2 separate regions of the Homo sapiens genome follow, and region 2 is linked to region 1. The links are chromatin loops, found by intact Hi-C in ENCODE. Cell type or tissue: endothelial cell of umbilical vein. All regions are shown on one strand. Links, peaks and the distances in the headings refer to the core of each region. The heading gives the core; the rest is flanking DNA. Region 1 overlaps CELF4 (CUGBP Elav-like family member 4). Region 2 overlaps KIAA1328.

What was found. Peaks named below come from ENCODE experiments on the same cell type or tissue, not always from the same donor. Only the 100,000 strongest peaks of a DNase experiment are listed, where the experiment ranks them.
Region 2: it touches region 1 in a loop (24-fold over the local background); 14 of 110 quality-filtered maps call a loop at or near these places.

Annotation. Positions count from the first base shown.
Region 1 is chr18:37,533,590-37,543,346 of GRCh38, forward strand. The region is part of intron 1 of CELF4 (CUGBP Elav-like family member 4); the gene reads right to left. Among named protein-coding and RNA genes, the nearest start is that of CELF4, 27 kb to the right of the region's middle. RefSeq lists enhancers at 160-660, 6,917-7,211. In endothelial cell of umbilical vein, for the core only: a CTCF peak has its summit at 4,481 (motif pointing left); a DNase peak (open chromatin) is centred at 4,452; H3K27me3 peaks cover 695 bases.
Region 2 is chr18:36,938,351-36,948,107 of GRCh38, forward strand. All of the region lies in intron 5 of KIAA1328, which reads left to right. Among named protein-coding and RNA genes, the nearest start is that of KIAA1328, 110 kb to the left of the region's middle. RefSeq lists an enhancer at 9,577-9,757. In endothelial cell of umbilical vein, for the core only: a CTCF peak has its summit at 4,109; no DNase peak of the experiment used is centred there.

The DNA of each region.
Region 1 (9,757 bases), core at 705-8,704:
AAAGGATCCCTTATAAGGCTCTTCTGGTGAGCAAACACAGCACATTTCAAATAAGATTCATTGTAAAATGACAAAAAAGAAGATAATAACAATTTGCATTCACTATTTCGGGAGCAGCTACTGTGAGAATGGAGGCCCACCTGTATATCATCAGAGCTCCTGCATGTCCCTCTCCTGGAGAAAGTGGGGAGCTGCAGAGATGGGGAGAAATTCGGGGGATGGGGAGAAAGGCATTGCCGTGACCAAATCTGTCCTTCTCTGACTTGGAAGGAAACCTTGTCATCTCCACGTCAGGGGAAAGCAGTGGGGTGGTCCTGGAGTCGGGGGCTTGGTTCGGCGGATTATTGGATCCTGGCTCCTTGTGGTGTATGGTGGAGTTATTCCAGAGCCTTGAAGCGCAAATGCTGTGAAGACAGATCTGCTGACCCAGCCAGGACTGTGGACCTGGCCGCTGGGCCCCGATGGATTCCCCGTCTCTCATTCCTTACTGACAGGCTCCTGGGTATTGGCAATATTTGCCTTATGGCATCAGAGCGGCGTTTCCCGTATTCACATAGTTAAATTAGTTAGCTGGATAGAAACCTCAGAGATGATGTATCTAGTTGTCAGTTGTGACTTGGTGCTAATGGCACTACAATTTGGTTACAGTCCTCGCCGTCATTAATCATCGGCCCCTAGCTGGCTGCATACTGGGTGCTGGGGAGGGGGAAGGGCAGGGCTGGCTTGGGCAGAAGGTGTCCAGCACCCAGGCTGGGGCTCTCCCTCTTCCTCTGGGTGGGGCATGGGCTCTGTCACTGGGCAGGCCGCTGTCCCTCGGTCCCCACCGGCACCACTGCACTAGCCCTGCACACCTCTATTTATTAGCATCATGCTACTTATGCTAATAGCAGACCGTACACTATTTCTGAGCATTAACATCTGCTCCAAGCAGCCGACTTTCACTTACAGAAACTGATTTCAGCTCAGTCAAGCAGATAAACAGAGAAATCAAAGCAGGTGGCTAAAAGTGAAGGAGGAATTCTCAATTCCTGCATTCAACCGACGAACTTCACTAAAGCCATAATTAATATTCAGATAACTATATTCCGACACATAGAATAAACAAGATCATTTAAAGGATGCAAAATACATCCCCAGGGCCAGAGGGGAAGAGAGGGAGGGGAAGAGAAGGGAGGGAAGGCAGAGGACTGGGTATGAATGCAGACACTTCCTGCTCTGGCCTATTGTCTGGTCGGTTTCAGCCTTAGAGAAGAGGTGACATGCCTCACAGAGCCGGGTGTTTACAGAACCCCTTCTGAAAGCGAGCAGGGGCTGGGGCTGCACAGCACTGTTCCAGGTCGTGGAACCCTGATGCTGCCAGTAGAAGCAAGAGAAACTGAGGTGCCATGTCCCAAAGGCTTGCGATGTCTACATGGCAGGCTGACGGAAAGCTGTCCTCTGTACTCATTTCCTCACCCTTGAAGCTGTCTGAAGGCATGGCTAGTCCTAGGCACCTGGCTGCCGTGTGGCCTCGGATGGGAGGTGGGCCTCCCTGCACCCAGGTCTTCTCCAACAATAGAACACCATGCTGGAAATCCTCCCTGACTATGGAGGATTAGCTAATTGGTGATTCTGGAATTAAAAATAATGCCTCTGTATGATTTGGACCAGGTGGAATCTGACTCTTTAGATTAAAATCTACATGACAGTACATACCTTATTGGCGTTATTTATTGTCTTTTTGTTGTTTTTCCTAGTCAGTCTTTTCAAAATGTTAAAATAAGACTGAATTCATTGTACGGAACAAATTCTGAAGACAATTGCTCCTGTTTCAAAGAGCAGTGGCCCAGGGATCCGAAGTTGCAGACTTTCCGAGCAGCTCCCAGTCCCCACACAACTCTGAGATCTATATGGCAAAATTCAGGAGCCACCTTTATCATATTAGTCTACAGTGATCATGAGAGTAGCAGGAAGAGTTCACGTAACCCATCACTTGACATGGTACACGCTCCCCTGTGTGCACATGTGGGCCGTTAGGTAATACACGTGTATTACTTAAGAGCGTTTATATGTACTGTGAGCTCCGAAGGGATAGTAAGCAGCCACGTTCTGAACACGGGATTCAAGCCAGCCCTGAGCACCCCTGGGGAAAGGGGCGGCCACCAGGAGGCCAGGCCACAGAGGAGCATGCTCAGGTGAGCCCTGCCATCACAGTGTGGAGATCCCTACTTGGATCCACACTGGCCACGCAGCGAGAGAGAACACGATTCACTTCCTGGTAAAAAGGACCTTGCTAACCTTTCCTGGTCTCTTTTTGGGTTCCTCTAGTCTCGAGGGCCTTGTGGCTGAACAACAAATGTTATTGAAAACTTTAATTCCTGTTTTTGGGGAACATCCATCTCCCTCCCCACGCCCCTGCACATATGTCCTGTTTATGTCTCTTCCTCTGAGGATGGTGCTGACAGTGCTGGGAGCCCAAGTTGCATCCTGGGTGTCATCAATGCTCCTCTGGAACCACTTGCATTGTGGTTGAAATTTCCCCTGACGCCTGGACATTTTTTTGTTGTTGTTGGTTTCCCTGGAAATGACGCTCTCTGAATCACAGCTGTTTGGAGCAATGAGGGGAGGTGGGAGGATACTCCCTGGAGGGGTGATGGGAGGGGTGGGGTGGCAAACAGGCTTTTCCAGGGAAAGCTGAGAACTGCACAGGCCAGAATGGTTGTGGGGTAAGGCTTGTGGTCTTCAGAGTCCCAAGGGACAGGTGTTAGGGCGAATGGTGCATTGGAACCTGAAGGACTGGAAACTCTTTCTTCTCTAGAGTCTGACTCTCTTCTTTGTACTTTCCTGTCTCCCCCACTCCCTCCTAAAAGGGAACTTCCTGAGCAACAGCCATCTTCTCAGCCCTCGGCAAGGGGTCCCCAGCTACAGGTCTATGCAGGGCACCTGTGTGCTGCTCGCTAGCGCCTTTTCTCCACGTTTTTGCCTAATCTGAGCATCACAACATCTGTGTGGGATGGGTGAGGCAGAGATTGCTATTTGCATTTTACAGATGCAGATAGGGAGTGGGGGAGGTGGTGGCCCACCTGAGATGGCACTGTGAGACAGGAGGAGCCCTGGCCCCAGTCCCCAGGCAGCAAGTCCCCGCACATCTTGCACTTGCTCCCTCCCACACTCCGCCATCACCATCACCCCCATCTCCCAAAGCCACAGGCTCGTGTGCAGGCGGCCCAGGCTTTCACACGCTCACATAAAGCTCCCAGGCCTGGAGGGAGGCTTGGAGGACACCTCCCAGTGATGTGAGCTGTGCTCTGCGAAGGGAGAGAGGAGATGCCCCACCTTGCCAGGGGGTGCTGGCTGACTCACTTCACAAGATTCCTACACATAAAGCCAAGGACAGATGTGATCTGATGTAGCACATTCCCTGGGACTGTCCCACAGCACGACTGGCGGGTGTCATAGGTCACCCATCCTCAGCCTGGCTTTCCCGACCCTTCTGGCCACTCAGCCCTTACCTGGGCTTTCTTCTGTGCCCTCGCCTCTTTGTCCCTGGCATTTGCCTCCTCCTCTTGTATTTGTCTTCTCCCCTTACATTTTCTGCTGTGCACTCAGTTATCACCACCTTGATCATGACTTTCATTTGAATCTCCAAACTGTCACTGCCCAAACCAAACATAGGCTGGTTCTCAGAGCAGGAAGAAGAAAAATCGAATTTGGACCCAATTCCTTTGGAGTTTGGGAAATCGCACCCAGGCTGGACTGAAGGGGCCCTGTGTACACGCTGAGAGCCTGGCATTCTCGGAGGAGAATGGTGCTCTCTATCCAAGAGAAAGAGTTCCCAGCAAGTCCTTGGGGGTGTCTTTCTGCAAAAGGGCAACCTGAGTGCTAACTTCAAATGGCCTTTATGATTAAGGCAGGGAGGCCAGTTCCCGGTCGGGTCTCTGTAAAAGGACATGGTTCCTCTGTCATGCCTCTGCAAAAGGACATGAAAATTACAGGTCTTCGGGGACCATTTCAGGCTGCTGTCTCCACCCCAACTCCACATGTGAGCCTGACAGGGGCTGTTTATTTTATTTCCTTGCTTCGCTGTAGGGGTTCAGGGATGAGCCCCGGAGGTGGTGACAGATGGAGACACCCCTCCCTTTGCTTTCTCTGAAAGTAAACTAAAGAAAATACACTCATTTTATGTCCGCCAGACACAAGCTCCTCCTGGGAGAAAACTTTTTTATTCAACCTGAGGTGCCCACCTGATCTGGGAGGGTCTTGGGATTTCTCTCGTCCAACCAGGCCTGCCTCCTTGGAGCCCTACCCTCCACATGGAAGCCGCGGACGTGACTCCCCGACCTGGTGTCCCATCATGGGCTCACCCCACGGGGCTGTGTGATTGGGGCACAGACATTTGTGCCCTGTGCCCCGGAGAGTCCCAGGCGCTGAATCCAGCTCTGGAGGCGGCCGGCTCCTTGGTCCGGGTTGTGCAGTAGTCCTGGTGCCCTCTGCTGGCCACGTCTGAAAACACAGGCGGCCTCTCGCCGCATCGGGCGGACCTTCCGGGAGGCCAGAGGGATGGCGGGGTGGGAGGGCGGCCTCCTCATCCCAGGGGATGGCCCTGGTCTCTCCTGTGTGCACCTCTGAGGCCCTGCTCTCTGTACTGTGTGCCTAGGGATGCATTCCTTTTTCCTTGTCTCTCCATGGAAGAAAGACCTCACACCTGGCTCGATTCTTCACTGGCTGTGTAGCCCTGGGCAAGCTGTCCAACCTCTCTGGACCTTGTTTTGCTCTCTGAAAGGTATCACCCATCTTCAAAGTCCATTACAAATGCCAGTTCCTGTGTGTAATCCTCTCCCGAGCCGTCTTACCTTTGGCTGCTGAGGCCTGGAGCCTCTCTCTCTGGCTCTCGACTCCTTCAGGGCAGAGGCTCCTTCCTCCCTTTTTGCTTTTCTGAATCCCCCAAGCACCCACAACGCTGTCTTTACCCAGAGCAGGCACTCACTCAGCAAATACCTGTTGAATTGATTTGTGTTAAAATGGCTGCCTGGGACTAGTGATTCCCTCAGGTGCCTCCTCTGCTCTGATTCTTTTTCATTCCAATTGTCGCTTGTGGGTTGGTCTCATTCCCAGGTGAGACTTTAGATCCTAGAGGGCAGTGTGAGGGAATAGCTGGCCTGGTGCTTTAGCGAATATAGAAAGCAATTCTGACATTGTGGAGCAGTTACTTACGGGGTTCTCTCTCCCTCACTCAGCAGCACATTTCCCAGAGCCCGACTGGAAGATCCAGGCTGTAAACAACATGCTAAGGCGGGACTCCTGCTCCGTTCCTCCCGTCACCTCCCGTGTGCCTCCCCTCCTGGCACCTCCTCACCCCAGCACCCCTCTCTGCGGAGTCTCCTTCCCTGGCCGGTGGGGACCCCTGCTGCTCCCAGCAGCTCCCTCCCTGCCCCACCCTGCTGCTCTCAGGAAGCAGTGGCAGGCTTGAGAATGAAGCAATCCTCGGTCTCATCAGGGTTCTCAACGCCCTCCCCGACATGACAGACTCTTCTCCAAGGCTGCTCCTGCGCAGCAAACACACTGCCTCTTGGAAACGACAGTAACAGCTAATGTTTATTAATAGCTCACAGTGTGCTGGGAGCCTCTCCGAGAGCTTTGCACATATTATCTCATGTAATGCTTCTAATAACCCTCAACAATGGCTCTGTTATTATCTTTATTTTATAAAGAGAAAGCTGAAGCACAGAGAAGTTAAGCCACTTGCCTAAGGTCACCCAGTTAGAGAGTGGGAGAGCCCACATTCCAAGCCAGACAGTTTGATTCCAGAGCTCTTGTTCCTGACATTCCTTCAGGCAACAGGATGCCTGGGGTGGTGGACAAGGGCTGGGCACCTCTAAGACACACACACACACACACACACAAACACACACACACACACACACGCGTGCACGTGCACACACAGACACACAGCCTAAACACATGCACAGCTGTGTCCCTTGTGCTGTGCGTGTGTGAACATTCCAGTGACAGTCACACATGCCCATGTGTGTGTCTTCACTCATGCACTCTTGTTAGTCAGTGCACACGCAATGCTCTCCGCACTGTTTGATAGAACTTTCTGGCATGCAGAAAATGTGCTATGTAGACAGCACAGACTGCCTACCACTGTAGCCCCTCTTTACTTGTGGCTGTTGAACCCTGGGCATGTGGCTAGTAAAACTGAAAAACGGATTTTTAAATTACATTGGAATAAAGTTAATTTAAATGTAAATGTAAATAGCCACACACCGCTGTTAGCTACCAAATTGGTCATGCTGTCATGGGCTTGCTGTGAGGATGGAGAGAGGTGATGATCAGGTCTCATGTGCAGCGCAGGCCTGGCACATTAGAGAGCTGGACAATAGACATAGCTTTATTAATAACTACCCAATTATAACAGTGCATATGCATTGATGTGTGCGTAGCTCTCCCTGTCTCCACCTAGCCTTGCAGCCAGACACCCCATTATTCTTTACCAGGGCAGTTGAATACCACCCTCCTGACTGTGGGCTCAGACCCCAGAGTATCTCTCAAGGTGACAAGGAAGGAGGGCTTGGCTCTGGAGTGCCTGTGAGAGAAGTTTGGGGTGGGGACCCAAGTGCCTGTCTCACTTGCTGGTACCCAGGAGGATGTGGAGAGGTTGCCTGTGGCCCTAGGGTCCTCCCGTCCACTGGCTCCCTGGCCCCAGCCCAGAGCCTCCCAGGTACCTGGGTGAATGATTACATCTCTCATTTGTAAGTAAAACAGCAGCGTCTCTCTTTGTGTGTTGCTTTTATTGTTTTTTTACTTTAAAACAGGGAAAACGGGCCAGCGGTCTGCCTCAGGCATTTGGTCATGGCTCTGGGGGCCAAAGAGAAGTTCCCAAGGAGCTCTTCCCTTCTAGGGGTTCAGAGAAACGAGCCAGCACGGTCAGGCTGGTGGGGGTGGCTGGGTCGGGATATGTGGGCCACAAGGACACAGATCGTGGGGCAAGCTGGGTGGGAAGGCTCCAGACGCAGCAGTGGGGCAGGGAGGAGGGAGCTCTGCGACCTACATCACCACTGTGAATCTGGCTGACTCACCCCTGGACAGCAGTTCCCGCTCTCCCTGCTGCGTGGAATGCAACCTTGGCATCCTGGGAAAGATGCTCCAAGAAAGGGCAGCAGCAGTGGCCCTGGCAAGGGCTGGAGGGAATGAAGCTACAGCATGAGGGATTTAGGTGGGAGCATGGGAGGGACAGAGCTGGGCTAAGTTCTGTGAGATGGTGCAGGACAATTTGAGGCAGGAGGAACAGTTTCCTTTATCTCATTCATTAATGACAAAGTGAGGGCTGGCAGTGTCAGTGTGGGTGAGCACCTGCCTGGAGGTGGAGTGGGGGCATGGGGAAGGAGGACTCCCAGCATCCTCTGTTCTAGGCTTCACGCATGCATGACCTCATAGTGTGCATCACACAGTCTGTGACCTAATTGATGCTCAGTCCACACTGAGGAGGAACAATAATCACATCTAGGAAGTCTTGTTTAATTTGTTCTATTATAAATGACTTTAAATACCATGACATATTGATGCCTCTCAAATTTATACCTCCAGCCCAGATCACCACTCTGAGCTCCAGGATCATATTCCACCTGCCTTCCTAATGCCTCTCCTTGGACATCTAACAGGCCTCCCGCTCTCAGCAAGGCCAAATCAGAATTTTGATCATCCATCCCTAAAACATGTTCCTTCCCAGTAAACGGCCCCACTCAGCACTGAGTGCCTCTATTCGTCCTGGGCGCCTCTCTTTCTCCCCACATCACACCCAATCCACCAACAAGTCCTGGGACCCCTATCTCCCAAACACATCCTGACCCCGTCTGTTTCTCGCACCTTCACTGCCCTTCTTAATCCATGCCCCACCATTGCTCCTCTGGCTGCCCCCCTCCGTGTCTGCTCTCCTATAGCAGCTGGCTCCACACAGCAGCCGAAAGATCTCTGTGAAACATACATCGGAACATGGCTCTTCCAACACTTCTTGCTAACCTTAGAAAACAATTCAGACACCCCTGCCAGGCCTGATACAACCTGCCCCCACCAGCCCCTCCCACCTAATTCTCCCCATTACCCCAGGACACGCCTGTCACACTGCTCTTCCTCCTGTCTCTTGAACACACAAAGCCCATTCCTGCCTCCGGGCCTTTGCACCTGCTGTTCTCTCTGCTGGAAGTGCTTTCTCCCGCCATGTCTGCTTGTTGTTTGGATCTTGGCTTCACTGTCAGTTCCTCAGAGGAGCCCTCCCCACTGACACGTATACAGCGGCCCCAGTCATGCCTCATCCATATGTTTTAATTCTCAGCACAACACTTATGATCAGGTTTTTAATTTTAATTTTTAATGTATCATCTGACTTCCTCATGAAAATGTGAGCTCCAGGAGATCCAGAGGTTTCTGTGCCATGGTCATCGTTGTGACTCCAGCAGTGGCACAGAGTGGGTGATCAGTAACTGTTTGTGAATGAGTGAATTATTCAATCCTGATGGTGTTTGTGGGAGAAGGCCTTCTGCCTAGGGTAGAAGTGGGAGCTCATAAATGTGTTTCCTGGACTGGCTCTTGTGTACGAATTGCAAGACTAATTAAACTCATACATATTTGTGGAAATGCAAATATAATTTTATTTACCAATGACTGTAATAAAGGTAAATGCTCCTTACTTAAACAAACAATTCACTTTGGGAATAGAGCTGTAAACAGAAGCAATAAATAAACACTCGTTATTGAGTGCTCGCTGTGCACCCACTGAACTTCACGAGCTGGCTGCTCTGATCTTCCATGGTGGCATCTACACTTAGGAAGGCTGAAGCCCAGTCATGAAGACCTCTACTCCCTGGATGTGGGTACTTAACCACAATAGGCACAGGCGCTCTTCCCCAAGCGTACGACTCATGGGAGCATGGCTGGGCATCTTGGCTGTGCCACTTACTTGCTCCGTGCCCTGGGAAGTTAGGGCAGTTAAACTCTGTGCCTCTGTTTCTTTGTCTGTAAAACAGAAATTGAAATGTTCTCCTAGGAAAACTGGGAACATTAAATGAGATAGCACATTAGAGCACTTGGCATCATGCTGGGGATACGGTAAATGATAAATACATGTTAACAATTCCTCTCTTATTATTATGATTATGATTATTATCATTATATGAGACTATTCTAGATGTTTCTACATTTTCTCACTTAATTGCCATAATAACTCATGAAGCCAGTGTTGTTATTCTTGACTTACAGGTTAGGAGACGCTCCAAGCTCCAGGAATGAAATGCCTTGCCCCTGACCATTGCCTGGCTCTCAGACATGAAAACCCAAGTCTCTGGGCTCTAGATCCAGTGCTCTTTCTACGACATCACTCCTGCCTCCCTTGAACTTGGTTAGAGCCCAATACTGATGAGGACTCCCCATCACACCCACCTCCATTTTAACTCTTCAATCTCTGCATGGACTCAGCACCTCTGACTGTGGTCTCTGAGCAACCCCTCAAATCTTCCCATGCCTTCCCATCCCCAGCCTCCAAGAGCTCCCCAAGGGTTGCACCACCCTGGAATCTGAACTCTAAATCCAGCATGAACTTTACATCATAGGGTTAGAGGCTGTGAAACAGGAAGCGTTCTTCGAGGTGACCCATTTCATTCCCATCCCGAGAGGAAGAAATGGAGCTCCACAGGTGCCCAGTGACTTACTCAAAGGAGTTCCTGGACTAGAATGAAAGGCTTCCTCCCTCCTCCAAACCCAGGCCGTACCCTGACCTACC
Region 2 (9,757 bases), core at 579-8,578, 600 kb before region 1:
AGTGATGATGAGCATTTTGTCATTTATCTCTTGGCCATCTGTAGGTCTTCTTTTGAGAAAAGTCTATTTAGGTCCTTTGCCCATATTTTGATTGAGTTGTTTGCTTGCTATTGAGTTGTTTGAGTACCTTCTATTTTCTGGATATTTGCCTCTTATCAGATGTATGGTTTACAACTATTTTCTCCCAGTCTGTGGATAGTCTCATTACTCTGTTGTTTCCTTTCCTGTGCAGAAGCTTTGATGTAATCCCATTTGTCTATCTTTACTTTCGTTGCCTGTTCTTTTGATGTCAAATCCAGGAATTCACTGTCCTGACCAACAGAGAATTTCCTCTATGTTTTCTTCTAGTAGTTCTGTAGTTTTAGGATGTACATTTAAGTCTTTAATCCATTTTAATTTGATCTTTGTATATGGTGAGAGATAGTGGGTCTAGTGTCATTCTTCTGCATGTGGATATCCAGTATTCCCAATACCATTTATCGAAGAGACTCTGTTTTCATCATAGCGTATTCTTGGCACCTTTGCTGAAAATCAGTTGACCATAAATGCGTGGGTTTATTTTTTGGGTTTTCTATCCTATTCCATTGGTTAATGTGTTTGTTTTTGTTTTTATGCCAGTACCGTGCTGTTTTGATTACTCTTGCTTTGTAATAGATTCGAAGTCATACAGTGTTATGCCTCCAGCTTTGTTCTTGTTGCTCAAAACTTACTGTGGTTATTTGGGGTCTTTTGTAGTACAGATTTGGGGTGTTGTTTTTCCTATTTTTCTGTTTTTCGGAAAAATGACTTGGAATTTTGATAAAAATGGCACTGAATGTGTTGATCACTTTGGGTAGTATGAACATTTTAACAATATTAATTCTAATCCATGAACATGGGATACCTTTCCACTTATTTGTGTCATCGGCAATTTCCTCAATGTTTTATAATTTTTGGTATAACAGATATTTCACCTTCTTGGTTAAATTTATTCCTAAGTATTTTATTTTTTATTTTTTATGCTATTGTGAATAAGACTGGTTTCTTATTTTCTTTTTCGGATAGTTTGTTGTCAGTGTAAAGAAGTGTTACTGATTTTTGTGTATTGGTTTTGGGTTCTGCAATTTGACTGAATTCATTTATCAGCTCTAAATTTTTTTTGGTGGAGTTCTAAGGGTTTTCTAAATATAAGGTCATATCATCAGCAAACAAAAAATTTCACTTCTTCCTTTTCTATTTGGATGCCTTTTACTTTTTTTTCTTGTCTAATTGCTCTGGCTATAACTTCCAGCACTACGTTGAATAAAAGTGGTGTAGTGGTAATCTTTTTCTTGTTTCTGATCCTAGAGGAAAAGCATTTAACTTTTCACCATTGAGTATAATGTCAGCTGTGGGCTTTTCATATATGACCTTTATTGTGTTGAGGTACATGTTTTCTGTGCCTAATTTGTTGAGAGTTTTTACTATGAAAGGATGTTGAATATTGTCAAATGCCTTTTCTACATCTATTGAGATGATCACCACGGTTTTTATTGAACAAATGTCTGCTGTTTTACATGTATATATGAAAAAATATCTATTTTATATATTCTTTTATATATGTCTTTTTAGGAATTAACATTTAGACATATTTAGTCAATTTTATCTCAGATATCTTTTGAAAGAGAAATAGTTGAATTTTTTTATCCATTGTGTCCAAAGACACTGTATTCTAACAAGGTGGGAAAGACTGATAAAATGGCACATTTTAAAAAATGAACATTCCAGTTAATTTCTTATAAAAAGATATGACTTTGGAGACAGAAAAGCTGCTTTTCTTGACTTCAGAAGTGCAAGATGGGCAGAAATGGAACCTAGAATTTTGTCATAGTGGTTTAGACAGTGCTTGTTAACCAGTGCTCCTCAGGCTATAAGGTACACGTTAATCACCTGAGCAGCTTGATAAAATGCAGAATCGAATCCACATCTAGAGTGCGGCTCAGGATTTTGCATGTCTTAGAAGTTCCCAGATGATACCAGTGCTGCTGTCCCTGGACCACACTTAGACTTCCTTCCTGACAGTAAGTTTTTCTCTTTTTATGGCAGGTTGATTATATAGAAAGGTTAAACCCAGTGTAGACAACTATTCATGAAGTGTACTTTGATAAGAAAGGTATGCCGTTGACAAAGCTTGCTGTAGTTGTGAAGCATTTGATGTAAGACTATTAACTAAGTGAAAGGCTATGAATTCTTGAAGTTTTATCCTGACTTCCCTTTTATATGAATGTAATGCCTGTATTTTTCAGAAGACTGAAAAGCCTATAATAAGCTGCATTCATCATTGGTAAATAGAGTGCTCATTTTACTTTTTTTTTTTTTTTTTTTTGAGACGGAGTCTCGCTCTGTCACCAGGCTGGAGTGCAGTGGTGCGAACTCGGCTCACTGCAACCTCTGCCTCCCGGGTTCAAGCGATTATCCTGCCTCAGCCTCCTGAGTAGCTGGGATTATAGGCACATGCCACCACGACCAGCTAATTTTTGTATTTTTAGTAGAGATGGGGTTTCACCATGTTAGCCAGGATGGTCTCGATCTCTTGACCTTGTGATCCACCCGCCTCGGCCTCCCAAAGTGCTGGAATTATAGGCATGAGCCACCATGCACAGCCGAGTGCTCATTTTTCTTATGCGACTTTTGACCAATTCAGATTTTGAATGATAAGTGAACGCGAAATAAGGAATCATCCCATTTTTTGAGTCAGTTGGACGTTTACTCACCTCAGGCTTCTGGAAAGATCTTGGTTGTCAAATTAGAGCAGGGACACAAACCGTTTGGTATGATTAATAGTTTGAATAGCAAAAGGGACAGATTTCAATATATATACTTTAACATATTTAAAAATATGTATACCCACACATACATGTATAATTTTTTTCTCCTGAATTCTTATAAAGCTCTGTACCTGAGGAGAGAGAGAGCCTTTCTAGCCTTTTTAAAAGGAGATAGAGGCCAGGTGTGGTGGCTCATGCCTGTAATCCCAGCACTTTAGGAGGTTGAGGTGGACTGCCGACTTGAGATCAGGAGTTCGAGACTAGCGTGGCCAACGTGGTAAAACCCTATCTCAACCTAAAATACAAAAACCAGCCAGGCCTGGTGGTGGATGCCTGCAATCCCAGCTACTCGGGAGGCTGAGGCAGGAGAATCACTTGAACCCAGGAGGCGGAGGTTGCAGTGAGCTGAGACTGCGCCACTGCACTCTAGCCTGGGCGACAGACAGAGCAAGACTCCATCTCAAAATAAATAAACATGTATATAAATATTAATTAATTAAATGAGATAGAAAAAGTCAGTAATACTCTCATGGAAATAGACATATAAAACACATTTTTTAAAATTATAAAATTTTGATATTTATTCATAATTACTCTTACCCTATTCACAAATATAGAAGAGGCATTTACATTTTACTACTGTATGGTCAGTTCTGCTATAAGGAGACATTTGCATTTCTAAAAATCACCATACCATGCAGAATCATTACTAAAGACCCCAGGAAGCTTATGGGAAAAATAGGTTTAGAAGTACAACAATAAAAAGAAATTGTTTAGTGAAACATTAAGAAAAAAAAGAACCTAATAAAAATGATAGAACAGTTGTACATGCATTATGTTATAAAGAAATTCATAAATACTACAATAAATATGGTACTTTGCCTTGAAAAAACTGAAGTATGCTTGTGGAAGTTAATATTGAAAGGGTTGCAGCTTCTGAGTTATTGTAAAATGGTATAGGGAAGGTTGCTGAAGTGGGATATAAAGTTGTAACACCATCTATTAGTAGGTATGGCTTATAACACAAAGGGAACTGAAATAGCTGGAAGATATTTAAGATGTGAGGCCTGTTGGCGCATATTTTAAATATTTCTACTGGGCTTGGTCAGCTAGATGTAGTTTTCTGCCTGCACCTGGTGTTTCTCACAGTGATATTCACGTTATGCTCAAATTGCTTCCAAATACATCAAATGCACAGGAACGAATTTTGGTTTTCTGAACAAGTGGTGTAGCAGAACTGACTGTATATGAAATTTCACGCTTTGTTAGAGACATAGAACAAACCTTTAATTTTACTGCAATTCAGTTCCACAGGCAGTAGGGGGAGTAGTAGGTTCACAAATCGCAGCACCACTGACGAGTGCTTTTCTTAGTTTTGCAGCTATACGTATGGTAAATTATCATTTTATAGTTACAGTTATAAGCAATTTGGTAGAAAAAGACAGCTAAATTGTGCAGTGTTGCTTTTGTTTTCATTTTATAATCTGAATGTATTTTTTAATGAGAAAACAAAATCCAGATTAATTTTTAATAGGAGTAACCCTTTCTGTGGCTTAGTCTTGTGCCACCCACTAGACCTTGCATTTCACTTTTAATTGATCTCTTGTGTATGGTAGAAATTAGCCATCATATAGCTGAGACATTATGTCTGTATACTGGGGAGCGAATGTTTTTAGCTATATTATTGTGACTCTTACTGCTTAATAAAAGGGAGATTTAACAGGTGACTTGATCGACACATATGTTAATTTAAAATTTCTCTACCAATTCATAGAGACAGAACATTCCCAAATTTTATTCCAGGAATCAGCCCTAGAAATGATGCCAAAGCAAATTTAATTCCCTTAGCCTTATTAGAATTTGTTACAGTGTTATGCAGACTGCTCCCTGGGTATAGGAATCAGGGCCCATCAGACATCTTTATGTAAAACACTTGGTGTGCACTGAAGGAGCTAACAATGTACCTGGGCAGAGTGCCTTCCTTGTTTGTTTGGGGCATGTATATTGAAAGGGAATGTCATATATTATAAATAGTACCTAACCCTTGCTATAATGATTGCTGTAATCCAACTTTGTATGCATATTTATTATGAAAGGATAGATTTGCCTTTTATAAAGGAACAAAAATTTTGTTTGTAGTATTTTATTTAAGTGTACAACTACTTTCATTATAGAACCTTTCTTAGCTGATGTGTTGACTTGCTCAGCATTGATACCTGCTGATGCCCAAGTGGTGATCTGTGTGTCTTAAAACACAGTCTGTCATTCTACATGGTTTATATATTTCAGAGCCATTATCTGAACTAGGGGCCAGATAAAGATAAACTGCTTCATCACTGATAATGTTAAGTCCAGTAGTCTTGCAATACCTGTAATCTTTATTTGATTAATATAAATAGATCATATCAGTGTTTTTAACCAGAGTGGGGAGTTATTTAGCATTGTTCATTGCTTTTAAGTTATTTTTGAACAATTTTTGCACAGGTGGTATAGATAGAACTAGAAAACAAGTCATTTGGGTGTTGGAAAACTGAATAATACTGTGATTTAATTGATGCCAGTTGGAGAAAAAGAAGAAATTTTGTTTTGATGGATAACATAGTCCTTAACTTTATTCAGTGTGGTTTCTCTTTTATTATATATAGGTTATCCTAACTTAATTCATTTGTATTATACCATATGCCATTTTGGATTCACTTCAAAGAGTAATCAAATCAGGAACTAATCATGAGATATTATTCTCTGGTAAAGTAAATTTCATGTTTCCTTAAAATGTAACTGGTATGTATTAGCACTTTCCTGTTAAAAAGTGACATCATTTAACACTATTATCATGATGCTGTAAACAGTAGTAGGACGATAAACTTTCTTGGAGCATTAACTCTTGTTATTTAAGTGTAAAAATTCAACATTATGATTTGAAAATACTGAAAATGATTGGAAGAATTGGATGTTTATCAATTGTCTTACCTACACTTCATAAACTATATAGTACCAAATATGTGTGCATACTCTACTGGATAATAATCATGTTTGTAAAATGGGACTGCTGTAGAACCTCATGTCATACTGTTTTTCTTGAATAGCTAAGAAGTAGAAATTTGGGGATCTCCAGCCTCTGTATTGAATTTGAAGCTGTGGTAGAATATAAGGTCATGGGGGCCAGGCGCGGTGGCTCACACCTGTAATCCCAGCACTTTAGGAGGACAAGGCGGGCGGATCACAAGATCAGGAGATCGAGACCATCCTGGCTAACACGGTGAAACCCCATCTCTACTAAAAACACAAAAATATTAGCCAGGCATGGTGGCGGGCGCCTCTGTTCCCAGCTACTCAGGAGGCTGAGGCAGGAGAATGGCGTGAACCCGGGAGGCGGAGCTTGCAGTGAGCTGGGATCACGCCACTGCATTCCAGCCTAGGCAACAGAGTGAGACTCTGTCTCAAAAAAAAAATACAAGGTCATGGGGAAGTAGCACAAACAGAGTAGGTTCTTGGACATTATCTTAGGGAGTATGTCCATTTAATGATGGGTAAAGAAAAGGATATCAGTGAAAGAGATTTAAGGAGCAATCAGTAAGGAAGAAACAGAATGAACCAGTAACTGCGAAACCAGGAGAGGAGATCTGTTGAAGAAGGAAGTGACCAGCAAAGAGGATAAAACCCCAAATCAGGTTGTTACATTTAACAATTAATAGATTAAAGAATACTTGTCAAGAATCCAGTTTAAATAGAGTGAGTGATGGAAAACATATAGGGCCAAAAAGTAAACTGGAACTGAGGAAACAGAGACTGTGAATATAGATTAATTTTTTGAGAACTTTGGTAATAATGAGGAAGAGGGAGAGATGTTGGCAGCTTAAGAAGAAAGCTTTGTTTGAGAAAGGCTTTTCTTAAGATAAACATGAATGCTTATGGACAGTAGCAAAAAGCTTTTGGCTCAGGGATTGTTCTTTTAAATGTTTATGGGCTAACTTATGTAGTATTCATAGTATTAAAATAGTAAAGTAAAACCTAGCCCCTTGATTTTAGTGATATTGTGAAACTTTTGTCTTTGAGTATTTTTGGGCTATTCCTCTATAACATTTCTTGAATGGAGGGTAAAACAAAAAATCTGGTTCTTTACCAGTGTTTCAGAATCATTCTGCTGAACAGTCCACATAAGCTTAATTATATTAAGAACCATTGAAGTAAAGTTGTTCATAAAATTTTTTTTGCCTTAGTCTTTGTGGCATTTGCTGAGTTTAGACAATAACCGCCCCCCCCACGAAGTTACTTAATTTTTCTCTGAGCAGTAATTTACATGTGTGATCAATAGCCTCAGTCATTTTCAAAGAGACAAGTAATGAAATATTCCTACTACTTTTAAAATTTTAACCTTAAGATGATAACTGTGATTCCATTGTATAAGAACTCTCCTTTTTCACTTCAGTTAATACAGTTTTATTGAATGTGTTTGATTTTCACTTAGAATTATTAATACTGGGTGATATTTTCATACTACATTACAGAGTACTTGCAACTCTGGTGAGAATGCTGTTCCCCAAGGCCATAGCTAATGGTCTAGCAATGTTAAACTGAATTTAGAAATGATACTGTAAACTTATGCTTAAAAGTGTGGGTGGGTGATATAGAAGATGAGTATCTTTTTGGAAATAGAAGAGAGAGGGTGTGGTTGTTTCCTTCTCATGGACTCTTCCCCCAGTATAAATTCTTAAGCACTACAGGTAGTATTTGCTAATTGTTATTACATGTTGAATATCCTGTATCCAAAATTCTTGAGGCCAGAAGTGTTTCAGATTTTGGATTTTTTTAGATCTTGCGGTATTTGCAATATACTTACCAGTTGAACATCCCTAATCCGGAAATCCAAAATGCTGCAATGAGCATTTCTTCTGGACATTATGTTCATGCCCAAAACATTTCAGAGTTTGGAGTATTTCTAATTTTGGATTTCAGATTAGGGATATTCAACCTATACTTCAGTAGTTAGCCAAAATAGAAATGTTACACTGCCCTAAAAATTCAGAATGCTGCTTCCTTTTAAAGAAGAAAGTGGATTATTTTACATCTCTTATTTTACTTTCTATATGCTTCCTTCCAAAACAAAAACAGTTGACCAAAACAGATAAAATAAACACAGAAAGACATACCAAGAATGACTTAAAGGGAGGAAGCAAAGGAGTCCAATAATGTATTACATTTCAACATAAAGGAGAAGGATGGGCCTCCTCTCACTGGTGTGAAAGAGGGTTCTTAGAGATGATTGATACGCATACCGTAAGTATGTTCCCTGGACCAGCAACATCAGCATTACTCAGAAGCTTGTTAGACCCTACCTCAGATCTACTGGATCAGAATTTGCTTTCCAACAAGACCCACAGGTAATTCTTTTGTACATTACATTTTAAGGAATGCTGCTCTAGTGGTTCTAAGACTTTATTCTAAATCTCAGCTCACTGCTAGGTTATCCTTGGATAAGTTATTAACCATTCTGTGCTGCAGATTTATTTGTAAAATGAGATTAATAATAGTACATAATGGGTTTTTTCTTTTAATAAGAATTAAATATAATCTCTTTAAATTAAATATAATGTTAGTCCCTCACCTTCAAGTAGAGGTTATACTGAGCTATTCAAAGATACTGTGGTTCAGGCATCCGTTCCTGGTGATAGGTGCTTAATTGTGAAATAGGTGATGATAGTATCTTATTCTTAAAAGAGAACTCTGATGAAATCTCTGAAGAAGGGAGAGATGACAAGCATAAAAATGATAGCACTGGAAGATGAAATACTGTATATGAGGAACACTTGATGTCACTGGATTGCTTCGTGTGGGAGAAAGAAGATTGAGGGACCACTTAAACTCGGTTTACATTTCCACTAAGAAATGAATTGTTAGGCTCCTGTAATCCCAGCTACTCGGGAGGCTGAAGCAGGAGAATCGCTTGAACTTGGGAGGTGGAGGTTGCAGTGAGCCGAGATCACGCCACTGCACTCCAGCCTGGGCGACAGAGCAAGACTCCGTCTCCTAAAAAAACCAGAAATGAATTGTATTACATGGTAAGATAAAATAGTTCAAGGAGACAAATATAGGAATGTTGATAAAAAGAGTCAAACTCTGTAAAACATTTAAGGAGGCTTATTATGTGCCAAATATGGGTGACCAAGGCCTGTGACACAGCCCCAGGATGTCCTGAGAACCTGTGCCCAATGTGATTGGGTGACAGCTTGATTTTATACATTTTAGGGGGACAAGTTACTGGCAGACATAAATCAATACATGTAAAGTGTACATTGATTCAGTCTGGAAAGGTGGGACAACTCGGGCTTTTAGGTCATAGGTGGATTCACGGATTTTCTGATTGGGAGTTGGTCAAAAGAGTTAAGTTATTATCTAAAGACCAGGAATCAATAGAAAGGAGTGTCTGGGTAAAGATAAGGGGTTGTGGAGACCAAGGTTTTTTGCAGGTTTTTATTATGCCTCATAGGTGGCCACCCTTAGAGGCAATTGATGGCAAGTGTTTTCTGTTCAAATGTTTCAAAGGTGCTAGACTGGCAGCTAATCTCTTCAGGAACAGAAGAACTGGAAAGGGAGGAGGATTCTCAACATAATGTAGATTTTCCCCACAAGAGATAGCTTTGCAGGACCATTTCAAAATATGTCAAAGAAATATATTTTGGGGTAAAACACTTTGATTTTTTTCAGGGCCTGGTATCTATCATATACTTGACTCTATACTAGAGTCAGGTTGGAATTTGATATCTCATTGCTGCAGAGAGACTGCTTTGCCAGTCTTAAGATCTCTGTTTTAATGTTAATGTTGGTCAATTGTGCCTGAATTCCAAAGGGATGAGGGTATAATGAGGCGTGTTTGACCTCCCCTTCCCATCATGGCCTGAACTTGTTTTTCAGGTTTACTTTGGAATGCCCTCGGCCAAGAGCGGCCTTCATTCAGTCAGTTGAGGGGCTTA